Regions from separate parts of the Homo sapiens genome. Here regions 1 and 3 are each linked to region 2. A link is a loop called in an ENCODE intact Hi-C map of the cell type or tissue named here. Cell type or tissue: IMR-90. All regions are shown on one strand. Links, peaks and the distances in the headings refer to the core of each region. The heading gives the core; the rest is flanking DNA.

Evidence for each region. Hi-C counts contacts between places; a loop is a spot of excess contacts. Peaks named below come from ENCODE experiments on the same cell type or tissue, not always from the same donor. Only the 100,000 strongest peaks of a DNase experiment are listed, where the experiment ranks them.
Region 1: it touches region 2 in a loop (4-fold over the local background); 17 of 110 quality-filtered maps call a loop at or near these places.
Region 3: it touches region 2 in a loop (5-fold over the local background); 44 of 110 quality-filtered maps call a loop at or near these places.

The regions. Positions count from the first base shown.
Region 1 is chr4:55,732,652-55,740,979 of GRCh38, reverse strand. No RefSeq gene overlaps it. Among named protein-coding and RNA genes, the nearest start is that of EXOC1L, 83 kb to the left of the region's middle. RefSeq lists a cis regulatory region at 6,753-7,118. In IMR-90, for the core only: a CTCF peak has its summit at 4,155 (motif pointing right); no DNase peak of the experiment used is centred there; H3K27me3 peaks cover 652 bases.
Region 2 is chr4:55,440,891-55,449,218 of GRCh38, reverse strand. CLOCK (clock circadian regulator) reads left to right here. Exons shown (of 23, transcript NM_004898.4): 18 at 351-440; 19 at 4,434-4,586; 20 at 5,323-5,532; 21 at 6,585-6,787. It also overlaps a transcript of TMEM165 not described here. Among named protein-coding and RNA genes, the nearest start is that of TMEM165, 49 kb to the right of the region's middle. RefSeq lists a silencer at 1,143-1,437. In IMR-90, for the core only: a CTCF peak has its summit at 4,207; a DNase peak (open chromatin) is centred at 3,138; H3K27ac peaks cover 438 bases.
Region 3 is chr4:55,550,007-55,558,334 of GRCh38, reverse strand. PDCL2 (phosducin like 2) reads left to right here. Exons shown (of 6, transcript NM_152401.3): 6 at 1,624-1,816. The coding sequence ends at 1,778. Among named protein-coding and RNA genes, the nearest start is that of CLOCK, 7.3 kb to the right of the region's middle. In IMR-90, for the core only: a CTCF peak has its summit at 3,673 (motif pointing right); a DNase peak (open chromatin) is centred at 3,684.

The DNA.
Region 1 (8,328 bases), core at 88-8,087, 290 kb before region 2:
TCTCAACACTATACCACTTAATGGCAAGTACTTTATAATAACAAAATATTCCTAATTCCTTCCTCTCCTTCAAATCATTTTTGCCATGAAATTTGTTACTAAAACATCACACTCTATGAGTTTTTTTCATGCCAAACAAAAAGTAGAAACAAACAAAACCCCATGTACTGTTTCCCAAAGAACTGTAAGGAAATTAATTTTTTTCTCTTTGACTGTCTTAATTCCATCAACATCTTTCCTAAATCAGTTAGCAGTAAAGTGCTTCTGGTTGCCCCACTAGGGTGTATAAATGAGTAGGTTTTATAAATGGTCAAAATTAGAATCCAAATATTTAACTTACACATTTTAAACTTAAATATGGATTAATCTGACAGTACACATCTGAAGCCTATAAACTCTATAACTGCTTTTCTTAGCTTTGCTCAGCAGCTTCTCATTGGAGCCAAAATCTGAACCTCAGATTATTTCAAGACAAACGTCATTCTCATGGATAAAAGGTCACTGCCAGGATATCTCAATTTTATATGATCCTGTGATGTGATTATGTCAAGAATGGGGGTAGATAATGTGGATTCAGAGTGTGAGAGGCGATAGAGATCCTTGGGAATAATAAAAGTCGTTTGTTCAGAGAACAGAGTGGATTTTATCCTCAGACTTATTCTTTACTCATGTTGTATCATCCAGTGAGTTGTCTATATTCCTACCACTTTATTATTTTTTAAATATATTTTTATTTCAATAACTTTTGGGGTCCAAGTGGTTTTTGGTTACATGGATGAATTATGTAGTAGTGAATTCTGAGATTTTAGTGCGCTTGTCACCCAAGTAGTGTACATTGTACCCATGTGTAGTTTTTCTTTATCCCTCACTCCACTCCCACCCTCCTCCTACTATATCCAAAGTTCATTACATCACTTTGTATGCCTTTGCATACTCACAGCTCATCTTCCACTTACAATCAAGAACATACGGTATTTAGTTTTCTATTACTGAGTTACTTCACTTAGAAAAATGGATTACAGGCACGATTAATAGTTGCTGCAAAAGACATTATTTTGTTCCTTTTTATGGCTGAAGAGTATTCCGTGGGTGTATATATAGATGCCATATTTTCTTCATCCACTAATCAGTCAATGGACACTTAGGTTGGTTTCGTATCTTTGCAATTGTGAATTGTGCTGTAATAAACATATGTATGCATGTGTCTTTCATATAATGACTTCTTGTCCTTTGGGTAGATATTCAGTAGTGGGATTGCTGGATTGAATGGTAGATCTACTTTTAGTTCTTTAAGGAATCTCCACACTGTTTTCCATAGAGATTGTACTAATTTACATTCCCACCAGCCATGTATAAGCATTCCCTTTTCACCACATCCATGCCAACATCTATTGTTTTTTGACTTTTTAATAATGGCCATTCTTGCAGGATTAAGGTGGTATCTCATTGTGGTTTTAATTTGCATTTCCCTGATTATTAGTGATGTTAAGTACTTTTTCATATGTTTCTTGGCCATTTGTATACCCCCTTTTCTTTTGAGAAATATCTACTCATATCATTTGCCCACTTTTTGATAGATTATTTTTTTCTTGCTGATTTCTTTGAGTTCCTTGTAGGTTATGGATACAAGTCCTTTGTCAGATGCATAGCTTGCAATATTTTCTCCCATTCTGTGCGTTATCTGTTTCCTTTGATAACTATTTCATTTACTGTGCAGAAGCTTTTTAGTTTAATTAGATCCCATTTATTTATTTTTGTTTTTGTTGCATTTACTTTTGGGGTTTTAGCCATGAATTCTTTGCCTAGACCAATGCCCGAAACAGTTTTTCCAATGTTATCTTCTAGAATTTTTATGGTTTCAGGTTTAGATTAAGTCTTTCATCCATCTTGAGTTGATTTTTATTTAAGGTGAGAAATGGGGATCCAGTTTCATTCTTCTACATGTGGCTTGCCAATTGCCCCAGCACCATTTGTTGAATAGGGTATTCTTTCCCCAATTTATGTTTTTGTTTGCTTTGTCGAAGATCAGTTGGCTGTAAGTATTTGGCTTTATTTCTATGTTCTCTATTCTGTTCCATTGGCCTATGTGCCTATTTTTATACCACTATTATGTTGTTTTGGTAACTGTAGCCTTGGAGTATAATTTGAAGTCTGGTAATGAGATGCCTCCAGATTTGCTCTTTTTGTTTAGGATTTCTTTGGGTATGCGGGCTCTTTTTTGGTTCCATATCAATTTTAGGATTGTCTTCTCTAATTCTGTGAAAAAATAATGTTGGTAATTTGATGGGAATTGTATCAGATCTATAGATTGCTTTGGGCAGTATGGTGATTTTCACAACATTAATTATTCCAATCCATGAGCATGGGATATTTTTCCATTTGTTTGTATCATCTGTTATTTCGTTCAGCAGTGTTTCGTAGTTCCCCTTGTAGAGATTGTTTACCTCCTTGACTAAGTATATTCCTAGGTATTTTACTTTTCTTGCAGCTGTTGTAAAAGGAATTGAGTTTATTGGTTTTTTTGTTTTGTTTTTGAGATGGAGTCTCACTCTGTCACCCAGGCTGGAGTGCAGTGGCGCAGTCTCGGCTCACTGAACCTCTGCCTCCTGGGTTCAAGCTATTCTCCTGCCTCAGCCTCCCGAATAACTGGGATTACAGGCACGCACCACCATGCCTGGCTAATTTTGAGTTCTTGATTTGATTCTCAGCTTGGTTATTGTTAGTGTATAGAAGTGCTACTGATTTGTGTACACTGATTTTGTAACCTGAGACTTTACCAAATTCATTGATCAAATCTGGGAGTCTTTTTGAGCAGTCTTTAGGGTTTTGTAGGTATATCATTGGCAAACAGTGATAGTTGGACTCCCTCTTTTCCAATTTGGATATTCTTTATTTCTTTCTCTTGCCTGATTGCTCTGGCTAGGACTTCTAGTACTGTGTTAAATAGAAGTGGTGAAAATGGGCATCTTGTCTTGTTCCAGTTCTCAGTGTGGAATGCTTTCAACTTTTCCCCATTCAGTATGATGTTGGCTGTGGGTTTGTCATATATAGCTTTTATTATTCTGAATTAAGTCCCTTCTATGCCTAGTTTGTTGAGAATTTTTCTCATAATGGGCTGCTGGATTTTATTGTTTTTCCTGTGTCTATTGAGATGATAATATGGTTTTTGTTTTTAATTCTGCGTATGTGATGTACCACATTTATTGACTTGCATATGTCAAACCATCCCTGCATCCCTGGGATGAAACCCACTTGATCATGGTGTATTGCTTTTTTGATGTTTCCCACCACTTTAAATCAGAGGTTGGCCCATGCGCCATTTCTGGTCTGCAGGTATGTTTTGAAAATTTGCTAACATTTAAATACTTAAGGATCTTCATAAAAATAAAAATCAAGTTTTTGGCTTCTCTTTAAAAAACTAAAAGCAGCAGCTGGATCAGAATAATGTGTACCCCCATAGACAAGCTTTGAGGTCTCCAGGTCCTCAGTCTCCCCACTCCCTAGTGTCTTATATCTTTCCTGTTCCATTCATTCATATTACATGTGGGTCATGTGAGATCAGATACCTTTAAGAAGGTTGCAGTAAACCAGCTTGCCTCTCTTTCAAAAGCTATTGGGTAGCTTACTCAGAACAACAGGCAAAAACACTGAAAATTAGTCAATTTTAGGCATTATTTACAAATAAAATAGGAAAGAGGGGTTCTATTGGAATGAATGTTGTGTGTACAACAGACATACAAACAAACAAAAACTCCACCTTGGGGAAATACAGGCCCATCCTTAGGTAAAAAGATTCAGTCTCTGAAAGACAACTGAATTTTGCAACTCTATATTTGCCTTTCTACTTGAAATTTAGAGACCTTGTAGATCTTATTAAACCAAGCATAAGTAAGTGAGCTCCTTACCCACTCTGAGGACTCATCAATACCAGTAGATGATGTGGACAAGTTCTAAGGTATAAACAAAATAGGAGGGAGGAAATGACTAGGTAGGAAATGAAAAGAGTGAGAGAAAGAGAGAGAGAAGGGGAAAAAGAGAACTAAAGGAGAGGGAAAAGAATAGAAGAAGTGAGCCTCATAAGGGTTCCAATACTTCTTATTTCGGAGCCAGTTTTAAGATTCATTTTTGTTTTGGACTGTTATCGTTAATTAATCCACCAGGTGGTGCTCTGAAATACCAAATAAACTTCAGTCTTTAATTTTAAAAATTACATTTACTACACCTTCCACCTATTATCGAAGGTGGAAAAGATACATGGCCAACCACCCTTTATTTGAAAATATTTATACTGTATAAAAACATACAAGATTTGTATTTGAAAGATGACATTTAGGAGGAAAACTAGAGATTGCTGTTTAAATTATTTTTTATTTTCTTGGATATAAAGTATACAATTTTAAAAATCAAGAGAATTGCAATAAATATTTGGACCAAAAAAATCTATATGTTTACATATCCTCCTTGAAGTTCCTTAGGACTGACACTGGCTCCATTGGAGCCGTCGGCCCCCACTGTGTGTCTGTGAAATGCTGTGGAATACTGTGAAAAGTTCATGGGAGGAGTCTAGTTTTCTGGATCCAACCTGGCCTCACCAAACACACTCTAGCCCTATACTCCAAGTTTTGGTTGCTGCTTTTGGTTCATCTTCATCCTCAGGGGACCCTGCAGAAGCTTGTTCATCCAACCCACTGATTTCCTCTTGACTGCCTCCACACATCATTTGCAGAGAGGTCTGACCCTTATTTCCCTCCCATAGGCACTGGAAGTGAATTTAGACCAATTTTTAAAGTCTCTAATTTATGATACAATGTAATTTAAAGGGGAAAACATAAATGACACAATGGGAAATATGCATTGGGGGCTGTGTTCTCAAAGATTTGGCACTAAAAAATAATGAGGACAAATGACAATGGGAATACAGCAATGGTATCTTTGGAGTCAGCTGGTCCTAAGTTCAAATTCTGACTGCCCCCCTTCTTAAGTGTGTTATTTTGGCAAAATTCATTTCTCTTTGAACTTCACTTTTCTCTCCTATATAATAAGGCTAATTCCTACTTTGCATGGTTGTTGTGGGAATTAAATAAGATCATATGCTTAAAGCACCTAGGTTAGTAGGCTGCCTATCAATTTCAGTACCTTTTCCTTTCCCTTCCTTACCTTATTCCTGTGCTCTAACTCAAAATTGTACCCCAGTGCCAGTAACAGGGATGCTGCTGCGTTCCCCTCAACTTTACGCCTACCTTGGTAATCTGCTTCCAAATCTTCCTGATGCTGACCACTGGCTGGATCTCTACCATCTTGTTACTTTCAGTTCCCTGTCGGCCCATGCACTGCTGGGATAACCACCTGATGTGTTTTTTTGTACCTCTTTGGGGCTAGTTGCCTGCCCACCTTCTTGAATGGCTATCCCTGACAACTGGGTATGTCCACCACTCCCCTTGACCTAACAAAATCCCCCTTCCTGCTGCTGGGTTAGCCATTCCCCAACCCCCAAATGTTACCCTGCCTCCAAATCACCGGGCCTGATGCTTCAGAAAAGAGCTGTTCAGCTGCACTGTGCATAGTATCTCTTTGCCACCTGCACATGTTCAGAAAGGCTGTGATTTTTTTCCAGCTTTTATTTTAGATTCAGAGGGTATATGTGTAGGTTTGTTGCAAAGGTGTATGGCATGATGCTGAGGTTTGGAGTATGGTTGAATGTGTTACCTAGGTGGTGAGCAGAGTATCCAATAGGTAGTTTTTCAACCATTGCCCCCCTTCCTCCCTCCCCACTCTTGTTGTCCCCAGTATCTATTGTTCCTATCTTTATGTTCATATATACCCAATGTTTAGCTCCCACTTATATGTGAGAACACATGGTATTTGGTTTTCCATTTCTGTGTTAGTTCATTTAGGATAATGGCCTCCAGTTGCATCTATGTTGCTGCAAATTATAAAATTTCATTCTTTTTTATGGCTGCATAATTTTCCATGGTGTATATGTGCCACATTTCCTTTAGTAAATCCACCAATGATGGGCATTAAGGTTGATTCCATGTCTTTGCTATTGTCTCTATATTTGTTGTTTTTTTGTTTTTCAAAAAGAGTATGATCTAAAAAGAGTGACTGACCGGGTCTTGCTCTGTTACCCAGGCTGGAGTTCTGTGGTGTGATCATAGCTTGCTGCACCTCAAGCTCCTGGGCGCAAGCAATACTCCTGCCTCGGCTTCTTAAGTAGCTGGGACTACATGCACATGCCACCATGCCCAGTTAATTTTATTTAAGTTATTTTTTGTAAAGAAAGGGTTTCACTATGTTTCCCAGACTGTTCTTGAACTCGTGGCCTCAAGGGATCCTTCTGCCTTGACCTCTAAAAACACTGGAATTACAGGTGTGAGCCACTGTGCCTGGCCTTGCTATTGTGAATAGCGCTGCAATGAATATACAGGTGCGGGTCTTTTTGGTAGAATGATTTATTTTCCTTTGGGTATATACTTGGTAATGGGATTGCTGGGTTGAATGGTCATTCAACTCTTCTTTGAGAAATCTCTAAACTGCTTTCCACAGTGGCTAAACTAATTTACATTCCACCAATATATTCACATTGAGTATAAGTGTTCCCTTTTCTCCACAGCCCTGCCAACATCTGTCATTTTTTGACTTTTGAACAAAAGCAGAAAGGCTGTGATTTTTAAAGTGGAGCTGGGAAGTGGTCTGTCTGTCCAGATAGAGACTGCTGGTCTCTGCTAGTACAGCTTGAAGATCAGCAAGCATGCCACCTGGGGCATTGCACCACCATAAAACCTGTTTCTTTCCAGGCAGGAGTCCACCTAAGGCAGCATTGCCACAGCTGTAATAGGAAGTCTGAAAGGTGAGGTGAGGTGTTCCAGGGGAGACCGAGTAAGAAGCTCTGTATTTGTGTGCATTTGGAGCAGGTAGTCCAGGCCAAAGGCCCCAACGCAGTGAGTCATATGAGGCTGTACAACTGGAAAGCTGCCAGCTGGGCACACCCATTAGGATACATGTTCCTGCAGTGGCTTAGCAGAACTTTCCTATTAATATTTATTTAAATACCAACTCTACAGTTTCTGGACATAACTTTATATACCATCTTTCTGAAACTGTTTTTATGCCAAAACGAGTCCTTTAGAAAGTCCATTTATCTGAATTACTTTTTATTCTTCAAACTTATACAGCCACAAATGCTTCTTCTGTTAGGAAGAATTGACTGTTTTGTTAACATTTAGCTTCATGTGGGTTTTACATTAAATTCTTAAAATCCAAGGCTATAAAATTCTGAGAGAATAAACGTATCTTAATAGAAACTTTGCAAATGCGCCACTTTATTAGTGATGGAAATGGTTATGAAAATCTGCTGCTTTTCATAGATAGTGCCAGTTACAGATAGAGAAATATTGTGGTAATCAGCATTTGATCAAGCTCTGGGTTCTGTGAAACTGATTCTTAATGCAAATTTTATCTCGAAAACTTTAGTCTGCTCTCCTAAAATAGCAATAGCCATTTTGAGCCATGGACTAAAATGCTTATGGTCCCAAGGATCCTAATATCATAGTTTGTAGGGAAGTCAGAATATGATGCTTCAACTTGCCAAAGCTGTTTCTTCTTAATCACCTCCAAAAAAGTTAAATTATTAACTGTGCAATTCATTCCAAATTGCATGTCACCATTCTCTCTTTATTTTTAATTTCAAAAAAACTATTCTGATCACTTTATTTTCTTGAATAGAGCACATGGAAAACAAATGTTTAGATAATAAGGTGTTGGTCTTATTTTAAATTTTGCTTAATTGGAACTTTAAAAATCAATGTGAAGGCTGGATCTTAAAGGCAAGCTTAAAAAGACAGTCACAGCCGGGTGCAGTGGCACATGCCTGTAGTCCCAGCTACTCATGAGGATTGCTTAAGCCCAGGAGTTTAAGTCCAGCTGGGGCAATGTAGCAAGACCCTGTCTCTCTCTCAAAAAAAAAAAGAAGCAGCAGCAGCCGGTCTCAAAGGGTTGTATACCACATGATTGATTATATAACTAACCCCAAGTGACAAAATAATAGTATGGAAAACAGATCAGAGGTTGCCTGGGACCAGCACTGGGAGAACGGTGTGATTCTCAAGGAAGAATACTGGGGGTTTCTTTGTAGTGTCAGAAGAGTTCTGTACCCTGACTGTGGTGTTGGTTATTCGAATCTGCATGTGTGATAAAACTTCAGAAAACTATAGACCAAGAAAAAAAAAAAAGAAGAAAAAGTGTAAGTAACACTGGAATATGAATAAGGACTGTATCTGAGGTAATAATAATGAACAACATCAATTTCCTGGTTTTGACAATGTGCTC
Region 2 (8,328 bases), core at 303-8,302:
GGTCCTTCTAATTATTTTTCAAGTAAAATGTTAGTTTTTTTTTTTTTAATTGTGGAAAGCTCAAAATTGATAGCTGTTTTATGTCTAAGTTCAAATACCAATTGTCTTAAGTCTGGCCAACTTTTATTGAGAGCTTGTTCAAGGTACTGTAGGAAGTTCCTTGGAAAATAAAAGATAAATAGGGAACAGGCCTTTCCAATATAGATGAGAAGACATAGCTGTATTCAGCTAACAAAAGTATGAGGCAAATGGTAAGTTTATTAATACGAATATCATATTGATATTTCTGCTGGAAGTACTCATGTATGGGAATGAGAATCACTTCAGTGTTATTTTTTATTTTGCTCTAGTCCATAAATTCCCAGTCTGTTGGTTCATCATTAACACAGCCAGTGATGTCTCAAGCTACAAATTTACCAATTCCACAAGGCATGTCCCAGGTACTTTTTGGTTTTTGTTTCAGTTGCGTATTTGAATATGATAAATTGCTTTTAAGCTAATGTAATTTTTTTAAAAATCCAGGCTTGCTGGCAAGCACCTGTAGCCACAGCTACTTGGGAGGCTGAGGTAGGAGCACACACACACACACACACACACACACACACACACACACACACGCGCGCGTGCGCGCGCGCACATATATAATTATAGTTACAGATGCAGTGAATCTTAACTGGGGTCATTTAGGATATCTGGGGACATTTTTGATTGTTGTAATGATTGTGGGGTATCACTGGCCCTTAGTGAGCATGGTCCAGGAATACTAAATATCTTTCAGGATGCATAAGAGTCTTGCACAACAAAGAATTGTCCTGCCTAATATGCCATAACACTCCCTCATTGAGGAACACTGTAGACATAAAGATATTAAGGATGAAATGTAGCTGTTCATTTTGTTCCTCCTATGAATATTGGAAGAATTGAGTAACTTTATTTGTATACTCATTCTTTTGATATTTATTGAGTTCTTTGTGTGTAACAGGCATTGCAGATGCCGACAGTACAAATATATGAACTAAAAAACCATTACATCTAGAGGGAATGACAGATGCCTACAATACCATGCTATATTGCCTGTGCTGAAAGTATGTAAGTTGATATGTAAGCAGATTGTGTGAATCCTTAATGCAACCTGAGGAAGTGAAGGAAAACTTTCTAGGAGAATTGTTTCTTGGCCTAAGTCCAGAAGGAGGCCTGAATGTGGAAAGTAGCCAAAAAAAAGGGGGAGTAATTCCAAGAGTGATGCTGTTACTTTAGAGCCTAACTTCCCAACTTGTAATTTATGACTCTGTACTCATTCAGTGCCTCAAACACATTAAAAATACTATGGAGAAGTAGTATTTTTCTTCAACTTTTCTGTTTTGTTTGGCATTAAATATACCTTAACTTAGCAGGTCTTGATTTCAAGGAATGATCATTAATAATAGGTGAAAACAATATTTTTAAAAATAGCTCCATCTTATATGGTTATTTAATTTAAGTCATACATATATGATAGGAGATACATACTTTCTATATTATTAGTTTTTTAATCTCAGGATTCTAAAGCATTTCTTAACATGTTATGGGGATATTTTCATGAAATAAAGGATACCTACTATGTCAAAAATGTTAGTAAGCATTCATGTCTCACATTTTGTTCACCAATAAAGCCAAATGCTTTGCCTCTTAGGTCTGTGGTTTTACTTCCTGTTATCCTACCTTCTGTGTTTGTTACTATTTTCTTTTGTACTTGATAGAAATCCTTTAAGTGCTATATTGCTATCAATATAATGCTTGTCCAAAGGTACAAATAACTTTAGTTATAATAAAATAACATTTGTATGACATAAATGTAACTTTTTAATTTTTTTTTGAGACGACGCCTCACCCTGTCACCCAGGCTGGAGTGCAGTGGCGCAATCTCGGCTTACTGCAACCTCTGCTTCCTGAGCTCAGGCGATCCCGCCTCAGTCTCCCGAGTAGCTGGGACTACAGGCACATGCCACCACACCCGGCTAGTTTTTATATTTTTAGTAGAGACAGGGTTTTGCCATGTTGCCCAGGCTGGTCTCAAACTCCTGGACTCAAGCATTCTGCCCACCTCGGCCTCCCAAAGTCCTGGGATTACAGCTGTGAGCCACCATGCCCGGCCATAATTATAACATTTTGACTAATATTTAAAAAAAAACAAAAAAAAAAACTTGAGGGAGTTGAGGTACTAAATTTTTAATATTTTCTCAACCACGTTTAACATATGATATGGTCTGGTTATTGTTAATTTCTGAAATCAAAGTTGTGTGCCCTGAAATGTAATTTAGTATCCCAAATACAAACTATTGAAGATAGAGTTAAAAAGCTTTGGATGGGGAGGACATTTCTCACTTTTACATACAGTTCACTGTAAGAGGCTACTTTAAGACAGATTTCCTTCCAATAAAGTGAAACTCTTTCTGCTCTTATACTGTATCATATACTGAAAATTCATGGGAATAATTAAAGAGCCTGTATAGACTTAAGAGATGAATCACCAAATGTGGGTAAATTATAAGCAGAAGAAAATAGGAGCTGCTCATGACTCAAGTAAAACAGAGAAATAAGATTGAAAATATAATTTTATTTTCATTCATGTATGCGTTTATTCATTCATACTTGCCTAGTCTTTAAAAGCCCATGTTCTATACTTATCTGAGGATAGTTTCCATTGAAGATAAAAGTGAAAATATTATTGGTTATCTGTCAGATTTTTGCAACTTTGGGTAATTCTACTCATGTACACATAGAGGGCATTCTAGGGATGACAGAAATTGATACAAATTAACTCCAGGTGCAGACTACTTTTTCCTTTGTTAAGGGGTAAAAATGAAGCTAAGAAGTTAAATAAGGCTGGGCATGGTGGCTTGTGGGAGGATTGCCTGAGCTCAGGAGTTCTACAACAGACTAGGCAACATAGTGAGACCCCATCTCTTAAAAAAAACATTAGCCGGGCATGGTGGCATATGCCTGTAGTCCCAGCCACTTGAGAGGCTGAAGTGGGAGGATTGCTTGAGCCTGGGTGGTTGAGGCTGCAATAAGCTGTGATCACACCACTGCATTCCAGCTTGGGTGACTCTGTCTCAAAAAAAAAAAAAAAAAAAAGAAGTTAAATTTTTTTCCAGTAAGTGGTAGCCACAATATGAGCTCAGGTCTTGTAAATCCAGGGTGTATGTGTAATCAGTCAAGTATCCAGTCAGAAGCCAGAAGCATACCAGAAATTTGAACAGGAATAATATAAAAAATTATTAACTGGTAACACGGATTAACTCCTAAAAGAAGTAAAGAGAACCTAAAGAATATAGGAATAAAGCTGGGTGTGGTGGCTCATGCCTGTATTCTTAGCACTTTGGAAGGCCGAAGTAGGAGGACTTCTTGAGCCAATGAGTTCAAGACCAGCATGGGCAACATAGCAAGACCCTATTTTTACAAGAAAATACATTTTTATGTTAGCCAGGTGTGGTGGTGCATGCCTGTAGTCCCAGCCACTGGGGAGGCTGAGATGGGAGGAGCTCTTGAACCCAGAAAGTTAAGGCTGTAGAGAGCCATGATCGCACCACTGCTTTCCAGCCTGGGTGACAGAGTGAGATCCTGTCTCAAAAAAAAAAAAAAAAAAAAAAAAAAGAATATAGAAATAGCAGATGCAGAGAGCAACCACTAGCTGTAAGGTAGATGGAGAGTACCCAAGGAAGGAACATACTTAGAAGACTCCCCACAAGCTCCTAACCTCCTCTTCCCCCATGCCAGGCTAAGATGCAGATCTTCTTGGGGCAAATGTGGCTATAGCAACTGGATAATAGAGAAGTTCACTGACATGCCACAGATTAGAGGTAGAGAGCTGGAAGCCATCAGCTGGGGTACTGGTAAAGCTTGCAGGGAAGCTGCCCACTAGGATGTCATTGAGACTTGCTGGAAAGCCACCTGCCGGGGCAGGTGTATGTAAAAGTGAGAAATGTCCTTCCCATCCAAAGCTTTTTAACTCTATCTTCAATAGTTTGTATTTGGGATACTAAATTACATTTCAGGGCACACAACTTTGATTTCAGAAATTAACAATAACCAGACCATATCATATGTTAAACGTGGTTGAGAAAATATTAAAAGCTTCCCGTTGGCACCCTGACATAAGAGCAAGAAGCACCAGAACCAGGAGTTGAGCACTTTCTTGGCAGTGTCCCTCCAGCACCACCTACTGATGTGGATAACTTTGTGCCTGCTGGCAAAGGAGAAATATTTTGAAGGTCCAGGTCCAATATTACAAAGCAGAGCAAAGATGGGTGGATTAGAAACTAAGGGACATAACTAGTGAAGGATGTTATCATCCTTCACTCATGTTATACTGCTTACTTTTCATGTTGTGCAATTATAAGGAGTAAGTAATTCTAAAATATATTACACTTTTTCCGTACATGGTACTTCAGTTTCAGTTTTCAGCTCAATTAGGAGCCATGCAACATCTGAAAGACCAATTGGAACAACGGACACGCATGATAGAAGCAAATATTCATCGGCAACAAGAAGAACTAAGAAAAATTCAAGAACAACTTCAGATGGTCCATGGTCAGGGGCTGCAGGTAATTGTTATATTTGAATACAAACAAAGCATCCCATTCACATTTTGGATTTCTAGGAAAATTAACTTTTCTTAATTAAAAGTGAGATGCAAGAGATACGTTTTATCAATTCAGTTCAATAAATATTCACTGGTTACCTACTCAGTATGATTATACTTACAGTCTCTAAAGATAATTTGTTTCTGAGGGTATTTCTGTCAACATCCTTGTTTCTCCAGTCATCTTTTTTTACCAGTCCAAATTTTAGTAAGTTTGAATCCATAATATAAAAATTATATTTTACATAAAGTTTTAGGTACATCTTGGGTACAGAATTTATAAATCAATCATCAGTAATATTTTTATTAAGATACCAGTATGTATGATTCAAATTAGTCTTATATGACCAACCAGCAGGACCACTCTAGGAGACTATGACTTTGGTAAAGGGAAACTTGGAGTGAAAACTACTTCTGTGTGATGTTATAAATTATAAATGATAAGTGATACAGAGCTGTCAATCCACAGACTAACACTAGTTACACTTTTTCTAACAATTGGAAACAAGATAACTGAAAGATTGAATATAAAGTTTCATATTTTATTCACTACTTATTTATTGCTAATTCTTCAAAGTGACTTAGCCTTGTTACTTGCTTTTTAAACATACTTTGTAGCTTGATTTTGCCTTCTTTTTAATGCTCATTCTTCTTTTCAATCTACAAAGCTCATTTTAACATAATCTTTATTTTTAAAGATGTTTTTGCAACAATCAAATCCTGGGTTGAATTTTGGTTCCGTTCAACTTTCTTCTGGAAATTCATCTAATATCCAGCAACTTGCACCTATAAATATGCAAGGCCAAGTTGTTCCTACTAACCAGATTCAAAGTGGAATGAATACTGGACACATTGGCACAACTCAGCACATGATACAACAACAGACTTTACAGAGTACATCAACTCAGGTAATGTTACTGAGCACAGCGGGCTATGGAGTGATCAGTGGTTGGAAGGCACACTATTGCTGAAGCAGAAATAAAGCTCTAATGATAAAATATCATTTCAAAATTTAATAGTATTTAGAAAGTATAGTATTGAGAGTGATTATTAAAATATTTTGTGCAAATCATGTTAGTATCAAATATTTTCAGCTTTTTTTTTTCTTTTTTTTTTTTTGAGACGGAGTTTTGCTCCTGTTGCCCAGGCTGGAGTGCAATGGCGTGACCTTAGATTACTGCAACCTCCGCCTCCTGGGTTGAAGCGATTCTCCTGCCCCAACCTCCCGAGTAGCTGGGATTATAGGCACCCACCACCATGCCAGGCTGATTTTCATATTTTTAGTAGAGATGGGGTTTCACCATGTTGGCCTGGCTGATCTCAAACTCCTGACCTCAGGTGATCGCCCACCTCAGCCTCCCAAAGTGCTGGGATTACAGGTGTGAGCCACTGCGCCTGGCTGAGCTTTAAAATATGTCACAATCTGTTTAAAGATGTAGTCTAGTAGTTATACCAAGTTCTTGTAACTTAGACTATTTCTGTGTTTAAAAGGTATGACTTGCTCAAGAGGCTGACCAGGAAGCCTGTTCCCATATGTGCAGAATAGACTGTTGGGGGAGGGGGCATAATGGTTTATTGAATATTCCAGAAAATGTTGGTAATTACTGTAGATCTGTGACTGTAAATCCCAAGGATTTAAATGAAAAATAGAAAAATGCCCACTAATTAGTCATTCACTTTGGGCATTTAACAGAAATTCTTTGAGTATATTTTATATCATCTCTATTACAATCACACTCCTTTCTAAAGTCATAGCTTGCCTTCCAGCAAGATATTCAAGACTAATTCATTCTCAGTTACCACGAGTCATTCCTTTGTGGTTATATTTCCCCCAGAGTAATATATCCTGCCACTTCTTTCTCTGTCATATTGTCATATTGTTAGAATGATGAATTCTAGCATACTTCCCAAATAATTATTTTCAGTTAATCTGTCTATAAAATCTCTTTATTTTTAACAGAGTCAACAAAATGTACTGAGTGGGCACAGTCAGCAAACATCTCTACCCAGTCAGACACAGAGCACTCTTACAGCCCCACTGTATAACACTATGGTGATTTCTCAGCCTGCAGCCGGAAGCATGGTCCAGATTCCATCTAGTATGCCACAAAACAGCACCCAGAGTGCTGCAGTAACTACATTCACTCAGGACAGGCAGATAAGGTAGTTGTCATATTTCATTTGTTATTTTTAAAATTGTAAACCGATTGATTAGAAAACAATAATTTGATTTCTTAATCAAATTTTTTAATGTGATTTTAATGAGATGCTCACTGCAGCCAATGTTCTTAAATTTGAAATAAAAACACTGAATGTATTCATTGTTTAAAGACTTCATAATTAAAGGGTAACAACAAATTTTTTTTCTTGTCCAAAAATATGCTACAAAATATTATAGAATACAAATTCTGCAGCACACTGTTAGAAAAGGTTTATGACAGGCTCTGTGTCACTGTGAAGCTTTTGTCTTTTCAATATAGATGCTAGAGAATTTCCATGTAGTAACAGTGGTTAGGGTAGCTTACCTTTTTTAAGTTTGTTAAATGCTCAAAATATATTATCTCAAATAGTCATTTATTAAAAGAAAATGTATGTGAGGGCCTCCTTTTATTTCCCAGATAAGAAAAAAGTGAGTTTTCAGTAATTAGCCAAGGGATCTATAGCTAGTTAAGGTGATGAGGAAGGGAACTCTGAACACAGACCTTGGTGTCTTCATTTCAGTGCTTGAGTGCTTAAGCATATATTACAGGAAGGTTTTGTGGACTGCTCTGGAAAAACAACCATCTATAACTTATTTTAGTGCACTGATCACCTGAGTAGTGCACATTCTATCCAATATGTAGTTTTTTATCCCTCACCCCCACCATCCTCCTCCAAAGTCTATTATATCACTCTGTATGCCTTTGCTGTACCCATAGCTTAGCTCCCACTTACAAGTGAGAATATATGGTGTTTGGTTTTCCATTCCTGAGTTACTTCACTTAGAATAATGGCCTCCAGCTCCATCCAAGTTGCTGCAAAATGCATTATTTTTTCTTTTTTTATGGCTGAGTAGTAGGCCATGGTGTATACATACCACATTTTCTTTCTCCACTCATTGGTTGATGGGCACTTAGGTTGATTCCATATCTTTGGAATTGTGAACTGTACTGCGATAGCCATATGTATGCAGGTGTCTTTTTGATACAGTGACTTCTTTTCCTTTGGGTAGATACCCAGTAGTGGGATTGCTGGATCAAATGGTAGATCTACTTTTAGTTCTTTGAGAAATCTCACGTTCCCACCAGCAGTGTGTAAGTGTTTTCACCACATCTGTGCCAACATTATTGTTTTTTGACTTTTTAGTAATGGCCAGTCTGGCTGGGTAAGGTGATATTTAATTGTGGTTTTAAGTTGAGTTTCCCTGAACATCTATCTTTTGAGGGGGACAGAAACCACATCTTAGCAAACATTTGAAGGCCTACCTAGATGAGTATGGCATCGTTCCTTCCCCAAGGGAAAGACCAAACTAGTAAAAGCAATAGAAAGATAAATCGGTATTGTTTGGGGTGATGAATACTTCAGAGGTCTTTAGAAAGGAGGAAGTGAGCAGTTTTTTGTTGTGTTGTGTTTTGTTTTGTTTTGTTTTTGTAAGCAGTTTCATGGGTTGAGGCAAGCAGGTGAATAAAGGTGTGGTCAGGAAAGCTTCACCAAGGCAGAGATAC
Region 3 (8,328 bases), core at 88-8,087, 110 kb before region 2:
GAGAACAGCATGGAGGTAACAACCCCCATAATTCAATTACCTCCCACCCACAACACGTGGGGATTATAAGAACTATTGTTCAAGGTGAGATTAGGGTGAGGACATAGCCAAACCATATCAGGAATGTGTCTACTTTTTTTCTGTAAGAAAATGCAATTGTTTCAACACCATTTATTAAAATTTCACTTCATTCTTTTTTTTTTTTTTTTGAGACGGAGTCTTGCACTGTTGCCCAACTGGAGTGCAATGGCGCGATCTCGATCTCGGCCCACTACAACCTCTGCCTCCTGGGTTCAAGCGATTCTCCTGCCTCAGCCTCCTGAGTAGCTGGGATTACAGGTGCCTGCCACCACGCCCAGCTAATTTTTTTTTTTTTTTTTTTTGTATTTTTAGTAGAGATGGAGTTTCACAATGTTGGCCAGGCTGGTCTTGAACTCCTTACCTCAGGTGATCCGCCCTCCTCAGCCTTTCGAAGTGCTGCGATTACAGGTGTGAGCCACCACGCTCGGCCAACTTGTTTAATTTTATAGGCTCACAGCTGGAGGGAAATGTGCCTCAGTATAAATTGTGTCTTGAGTCTTACCTATATCTGATTTAGATGAGACTCTGGACCTTTGAGTTGATGTTGGAACAAGTTGAGACTTTGGGGGCTACTGGGATAGAATGTATGTCTTTTGCATGTGAGAGGACATGAATTTTGGGGGCTGGGGTGGAATGGTATGATTTGAATGTGTCCCCCAAAATTAGTAATCCCCAGTAAAACAGTGTTGAGAAGTGGGACCTTAAGAGGTGATTAGGTCATGAGGTCTCTGCCCTCATGAATGGATTAATGTCATTATTGCAGAAATGGAGTTGTTGTCATGAGAATGGGTTTGTTTTAAAAGTGAGTTCAGCCCTGTCTTGCTCTCTCTCACTCACCTTCTCTAACTCACTTGAATTCTGCCATGGGATAACTTCAGCAAGAAGGCCCTCACCTGATGCAGGCCCCTCAACCATGTACTTCCCAGCCTCCGGAAGTATAAGAAATAAATCTCTGTTCTTTATAAATTACTCAAGTCACAGGTATTCTGTTATCACAAAACAGACTAAGACCCAGTTTAACCATAATTTCTCCCTTTCAGTATAACTTTGCTGTATCCAATGTGTATTTTGATATTGTAGCACTTTTACTGTCACCCGGTTCTAAAGATATCATCAGGCTGGGCGTGGTGGCTCACGCCTGTAATCCCAGCACTTTGGGAGGCCAAGGTAGGGGGATCACTTGAGGTCAGGAGTTCGAGACCAGCCTGGCCAACATGGTGAAACCCTGACTCTACTTAAAAAAATAACAAAACTTAGCTGGGTGTGGTGGCGTGCACCTGTAATTGCAGCTACTCAGGAGGCTGAGGCATGAGAATCACTTGAACCTGGGAGGTGGAGGTTGCAGTGAGCCAAGATTGTGCCACTGCACTCTAGCCTGGGTGACAGAGGGAGACTCTGTCTCAAAAAAGAAAAAAAAACCTATAAATAAATATATCATCATTTCCATGGTAATATTACTAAGAGTCAACTCTTGTTTCATATAGATGAAAAATTATTCATTTTTTCAAGATTTTTAACTGAATGATGGGTTATTTATTACAGAACTTGAATGGAAGCTAGCAGAAGTTGGAGCAATACAGACTGATTTGGAAGAAAACCCCAGAAAAGACATGGTAGATATGATGGTATCTTCAATTAGAAACACTTCTATTCATGATGACAGTGATAGCTCCAACAGTGATAATGATACCAAATAGAGAGAAATATTCAATAAATAGCTTTTAGTATATGTGTACTGAATGTTTTACTTATGACTGCTTTTATATTAGGGATCAGAAAAGTCATAAATAGATTTATTTTATTTTCATTTTTATATTAGAATTATGGCATATATGTCATTTTAAAAATTTCCAGGCATTTCAGAATATTCATTGCCTCTGAAAAAAATAGTATTTGGCGGCCAGGCGTCGTGACTCACGCCTGTAATCCCAGCACTTTGGGAGGCCAAAGCGGGCAGATCACCTGAGGTCGGGAGTTCAAGACCAGCCTGACCAACATGGAGAAACCCCCGTCTCTACTAAAAATACAAAAATTAGCTGGGTGTCTTGGCACGTGCCTATAATCCCAGCTATTTGGGAGACTGAGGCAGAAGAATCGCTTGAACCCAGGAGGCAGAGGTTGTGGTGAGCCGATATCACGTCATTGCACTCTAGCCTGGGCAACAAGAGCGTAACTCCATCTCAAAACAAAACAAAACAAAACAAAAAAACAGAATTTGTGTTAAGCCTTTGGTATTTTTCTGTGGTTTATCCTTTTTCTAACACATGTTGGACAAAAACACAAATGTTACAAGACCTTTCTTGCTTACTCACTTCCAAAGAGAACTACAAATTAAAGCAATGTAAGAAAACCATGAAATTTTATTTAAGTCAACACATTTTAAAATCTAGAGACTTAAGTAAAAAGTTTTAAATTTATGGCCATAATGCTTTTTCTTTGGAATCCCTTACCTATTAAAACATTAACCACTTAATAGCATAATGCAATTAATAGATTCTGAAAAGTACATAAAAAACATCTCTATTCATTATTATCGTTCTGAGTAGTTACTATTAAGTTAGAAAATTACTAAGTATTCTCATTAATAGTTAAAGTATAGAATCATTAGAACACTACACCATGTAAGTTTCTAAATCCTGAGCAGAGGTGAGAAAAATATATTGTAGGATGACTTATATTTTAACAGTAATCACAGAAGAATTCATCATGAGAAAATATACATTAGTACACTGCAGAAGGCCTATAGGATGTTTCGTCTTGGCATAATAATGAACATCACTTTTAGAGGAAAGGTTGGTAAATCCAGCATATAATAGTTCAGTAACAGATTTTTTTCTACTTTGTTTGTATTCATGATCCATAATTCTCATTATGGATGTTCACTGATATTTGTAAGAGAATCTAGACTAGGTTTAAATGCCTAGATTACAAAAATAAATTGGTGAGAATTGAGGCAGTTGAACATTGAGTCAAGAAAAGGCTCTTTCTTGCTATTGGTGGGGGTTTAGGGATCTTAGAGGCTACAGAGAATCATGAAGTGGAAGGAAAGTTAAATACACATTTGAGTAAGGTAATGAGAATTTATTTCACCAGGTGAAATCAATTGATCTAATTCTGGGAAGGATTAGGAAAATTCTTCTGAGATACATCTTGGGACTAGATGGAGGAAAGTTCAGAGAGGTCACACACAGTGGTCTTTATTACAGCATTACACACACTTCAGGTAATTATCTAGTTTTATTTATCCAATTCCTGAACCTTCCAGAAATGGATGGATAAGTTACTATTCAGGATAAAAACAGCCGTGGAAATGAAAGGAAGAGCCATCTTCTAAAGTTACAATGTAACTCTAATGCCTATAATGCATATAACATCTAATGCATATAACCATATTTATCAAAATAACATTCATATACATTATTTTCCCCTCCAATTGAAACCAAATGCAGAAATTCCCCCAAATGTAGTCTTTTAAAAAGTAAATACATATTTGTTTTCTTTTTAAAGTTAAAAGAACAAAGGAAATAATAATAGTATTTAGGAGAGCTTAAAAAAGATATCTATTTCCCTTTGTCTTAACTCAGATCCACCAGGTGGCAGTAAGTTTTTACCCACAAACAGTTCTGGAGACTTTGACATTTGTAAAAATAATAAAATTATATCATGTTAGAACTGACTGCTTGTGATTTCAGCCCCGCTCTTTAGCAAAGTGCACACACACATTCTTTTAGCAAGGACTGATTGATGCCTACCAACACAGGTCACTACTACTTCCATACAGTGCTTCATGTATACATTCTCATTTGACTAGGGTAAAAATATTTGTCAGGATATGCAGAAATTATTTAATATGTAATATTGTTCCCCATTTTACTGAATGAATATTCAATGGGGTACAAAGTTAGTTTTTTTAATTGCCAATATTCAGTCATTTTTTGATCTATAAAAATTGATATTTTATCCTAATATTTTTGTCTATTTTTGCCAAGTGTGCTCTATTGAATCTCCCTTCTCTATAGTGCCTTTTTTGTCAAAATGTGGTAAATGTGGTCCTAGAATCAGCAGCATTCCTAAGGAGCTTGTTAGAAATGCAGAATCTCTGGCCCCATCCCAGACTAACTGAATCATAATTTTCATTTTAATGAGATCTCCAGGTGACACGCACATTAAAATTCGAGAAGCACTACACAGCAAATCCTTTAAAGACAACCTGAGCAACTTCTTTTACCCATCCCACAGTGTGGGTTATTAAGTCTGTCTAGTTGAACACTCCAGTGTCAGTTCCAAGCAAACATTCTCTGGCTGAACTCGTGACTTAAGCAACTCTGAAGATGAAAGGTGGGGTTTTTAACCAGTTTTTCCCTCTCCTTTTGAGGCAGGAGAATAAGGTCTGGAGGCAGGGAACCTAAGGCTGTTTCACTCCAACTTCTTAGAGCCAGATTTAAAGGAAAACCCTAACTTGCCATGCCTAAGTAACAAAAGGACCAGAGGCTACTTTGCAAACCCCCACCTTCTGTGCGTGGCAGATGGGAAATTGGCTGTCTGCAACCAATCACACTGCTTGCTGGCTGAGAGTTCGTTTGCAACTTTGTAACTTCACCTTAGCCTCTGATTGCTTGCTTTTGGCAACCACTCAGACCAATTGCAAGCCACCACTTCATGAAATGAAGTGGCCAATGGGAAGCCTCTAGCGGGTATTTGGACCGGAGAAGATTCTGAGCCACTACTCACGCCGGCTCCCACACTGTGAAGTGTACTTTCATTTTCAATAAATCCCTGCTTTCGTTCTTTAGTTGCTTTATTCTTTCTTTGCGGGGCGTTTTGTCCAATTCTTAGTTCAAAACGCAAAGAACTTGGACACCTTGCAGTCAAGACCCTCTATCAGTAACACTTTCAGGGCCTATCCCTCTAGTGTTGGGGACTGGGAGAGAGAATAGGGATGAAAGGGATAAATTTTCCTTAACTGTACAATGAATACTGCATCCAAATGTTCACTCTTTAATGGGGCACATTGAGTTCTCCTAGAAACTCTGAAACAGCTTCCCAACTGCACAGTCCCTCGATCAACACAGGCGATGGAGCAGTCTTAGCTCTATCTCTGCTAACTCTCTTAGTTTCCTCTCCCAGAAGTAAATCCAGCCTCTTGCTGCTAGAATTTCTTTCCCCCTTCAGGATCAAGATAGTTCAAACCTGGACAGCATTTTCTACGCAGCATCGATTGACCCATGAGAAACTTACACATCCTCGGTATCCTTGCTATACCACATGGTAGATGTTGCAGATTGCTTTATTTCAGCCCACTCCCTGGCCAGCTATTTCTCCAACTCTTTTCCTGTTTCATGTAGGTACAAGGCAATATCAGCAAGTTTGATAGTGAATGAGATGCCACTCTCCCTCCCTCATAGTCACCTAGCTGATTCTGTTGGAGTCTTGTTCACTTGGGATAGGGTGAGGCATAAAAAGGAAAGGAAAAACCATAGTACACCCCAGGAACCTGGCTTCAGTGATTCTGTCAGGTGTTTTTCCTCTTGCCAAGTGTTGAACTTATGTGGTCTGAGGGTAGAGAGTTGGAGGTTTTGGCTATGGTAGATCCCTTTTTGTCCAACTTTTATCCTTGGGTGAAGGAGTGGGTATCTGACCCCAAATGTTGGCAGCTGTTTAGAAGTTGAGGTACTTCATGCACTTGTACCCTATTTTAGATTTCAGTCAGCATCTTTTTTACAAGTATTAGCTGTATCTATTAGTGTTACATATTCTTGCTGGTTCTCAAGTATTCAATCACTAGAACGGTATTAGTCACATCATATTTCACTGACTGATTTTAGTTTGCTTCTCTTTTGTACTTTTGAGAGGTGAAGCCAGCTGGGCTTCTGGGTTGGGTGGGGACTTGGAGAATTTTTGTGTCTAGCTAAAGGATTGTAAATGCACTAATCAGCGCTCTGTGTCTAGCTAAAGGATTGTAAATGCACCAGTCAGCACTCTGTAAAAACGCACCAATCAGCATTCTGTGTCTAGCTAAGAAGGATTGTAAACACACCAATCAGCACTCTATGTCTAAAGCACTCTGTGTCTAAAGGATTGTAAACGCACCATCAGCACTCTGTAAAATGGACCAATCAGCATTCTGTAAAATGGACCAATCAGTGCTCTGTAAAATGGACCAATCAGCAGGATGTGGGCGGGGCCAAATAAGGGAATAAAAGCTGGCACCCAATCCAGCAGCAGCAACCTGCTCGGCCCCCCCTTCTACACTGCGGAAGGTTTGTTCTTTCACTCTTAACAATAACTCTTGCTGCTGCTCACTGTTTGGGTCCACACTACCTTTATGAGCTGTAACACTCACTGTGGGGGTCTGCAGCTTCATTCCTGAAGTGAGCGAGACCATGAACCCACCAGGAGGAACAAACTGCGGACACACCACCTTTAAGAGCTGTAACACTCACTGTAAAAGTCTGCGGCTTCACTCCTGAAGTCAGCAAGACCACAAACCCACTGGAAGGAAGAAATTCTGGACACATCTGAACATCTGAAGGAACAAACTCCAGACACACCATCTTTAAGAGCTGTAACACTCACTGCAAGGGTCCATGGTTTCATTCTTGAAGTCAGTGAGACCAGGAACCCACCGGAAGGAATAAATTCCGGACACACTTTCATGCACATTACTAAGGCTACCCCTTGACAATAATCTGCCTACAGTCATAATTTGGGACAAAGATGATTCTAAAAATCATCTTTCTGGCATTTCATTCACTCATTAAATCATTCATTCACCTCAGGCATTGGTGGTTTTGTTTGTTTGAGACAGACTTGCTCTGTCACCCAGGGTGGAGTGCAGCAGCACGATCTGGGCTTACTGCAGCCTCTGCCTCCCAGGTTCAAGTGATTATCCTGCCTCGACTGACTCTTGCTCTGTCACCCAGGCTGGAGTGCAGCAGCACGAACTGGGCTCACTGCAGATACTGCCTCCCAGGTTCAAGTGATTTTCCTGCCTAAGCCTCAGACTATAGACATGCACCACCACACCTGGCGAATTTTTTTGTATTTTTTAGTAGAGACAGGGTTTCACCATGTTGGCCAGGCTGGTCTCAAACTCCTGACCTCAAGTGATCTGCCTGCCTTGGCCTCCCAAAGTGCTGGGATTACAGACTTGAGGTACCACACCCAACCTGGTTTTTATTTTTAAATTTTAATTAATTTATTTTAGTGATGGGGTCTTGCTACATTGCCCAGGCTGTTCCTTAACTCCTGGGCTCAAGCAATCCTCCCGGCTCAGCTGGAACTACATGTACGTGTCACTCTACCCAGCTCACCTGAGGTATTGAAATGGATGCTACACGTATAGTGGCAAAGAAAACACATGGTTCTCGCCCTTCTGGAGTTTATCTTGTGGTGGTAGGGAAAATAGTTAATAAGAAAACAAATATCATATATACATATAACTAATATATACATAATTTAAACTTAAGTATTATGGGGGAAACTGGACACAACAGAAGAGAATAACTTTGGATATTATTGGTGGTGGGGGGGCAGGTGGGGTGTTGGAGGGAGACCTACTTAAATAGGGTAGTTAGATCTTTGAGATGTGATGGTTGAGAAGGAGCCAGCCATGAGAAAAGGTAGGAGGGGTCCAGGCAAGGGCACAGCATGCATGAAAGCCTGAGAGCAGAGATAAATTAGCAAAGAAATGAAAGGCAGTTTCTGGGTTGGAGTGTCACAGGAAAAGGAAAAAAATGGTAAGACATGAGGTTGGAGAGGTAGGGAGGGGCCAGATCAAACAGGTTATTGTGACCATAATTAGGAATTTGTATGTAATGGGAAATGACAAAAGGGGTTTTAGAAGAAAATAATGTGACTTCACTTATATTTTCAAAATAATTTGACTGCTCTGTGGAGAATAGATTGAAAGAAGCATCCAAGATATTTGTGATACAGAAGAAGAGACATCAGGTAGATAAACAGACGTGTGTATAGAGCCCAAGGGAGAAGTGAAGGCTGGAGTTAAAAATCTGTGAGTCATTTCAACTATTCTTAGGGTTCCAACAAGAAATTGTAAAGATTTACAACCACCATCGTCACCACCTAGCCTTTATGTAGCAGTTTAATTTACCTTTGATCATCACAGTTCTCTGAAATGCCTAGTCTTGTAACTTTACAGATAAGTACCTGAAGCTCAGAGGAATTACTTGATTTGCTCACTATCTCTCAGCATGAGTCAGAATTTAAGCCAAGAGTTTTGACCAC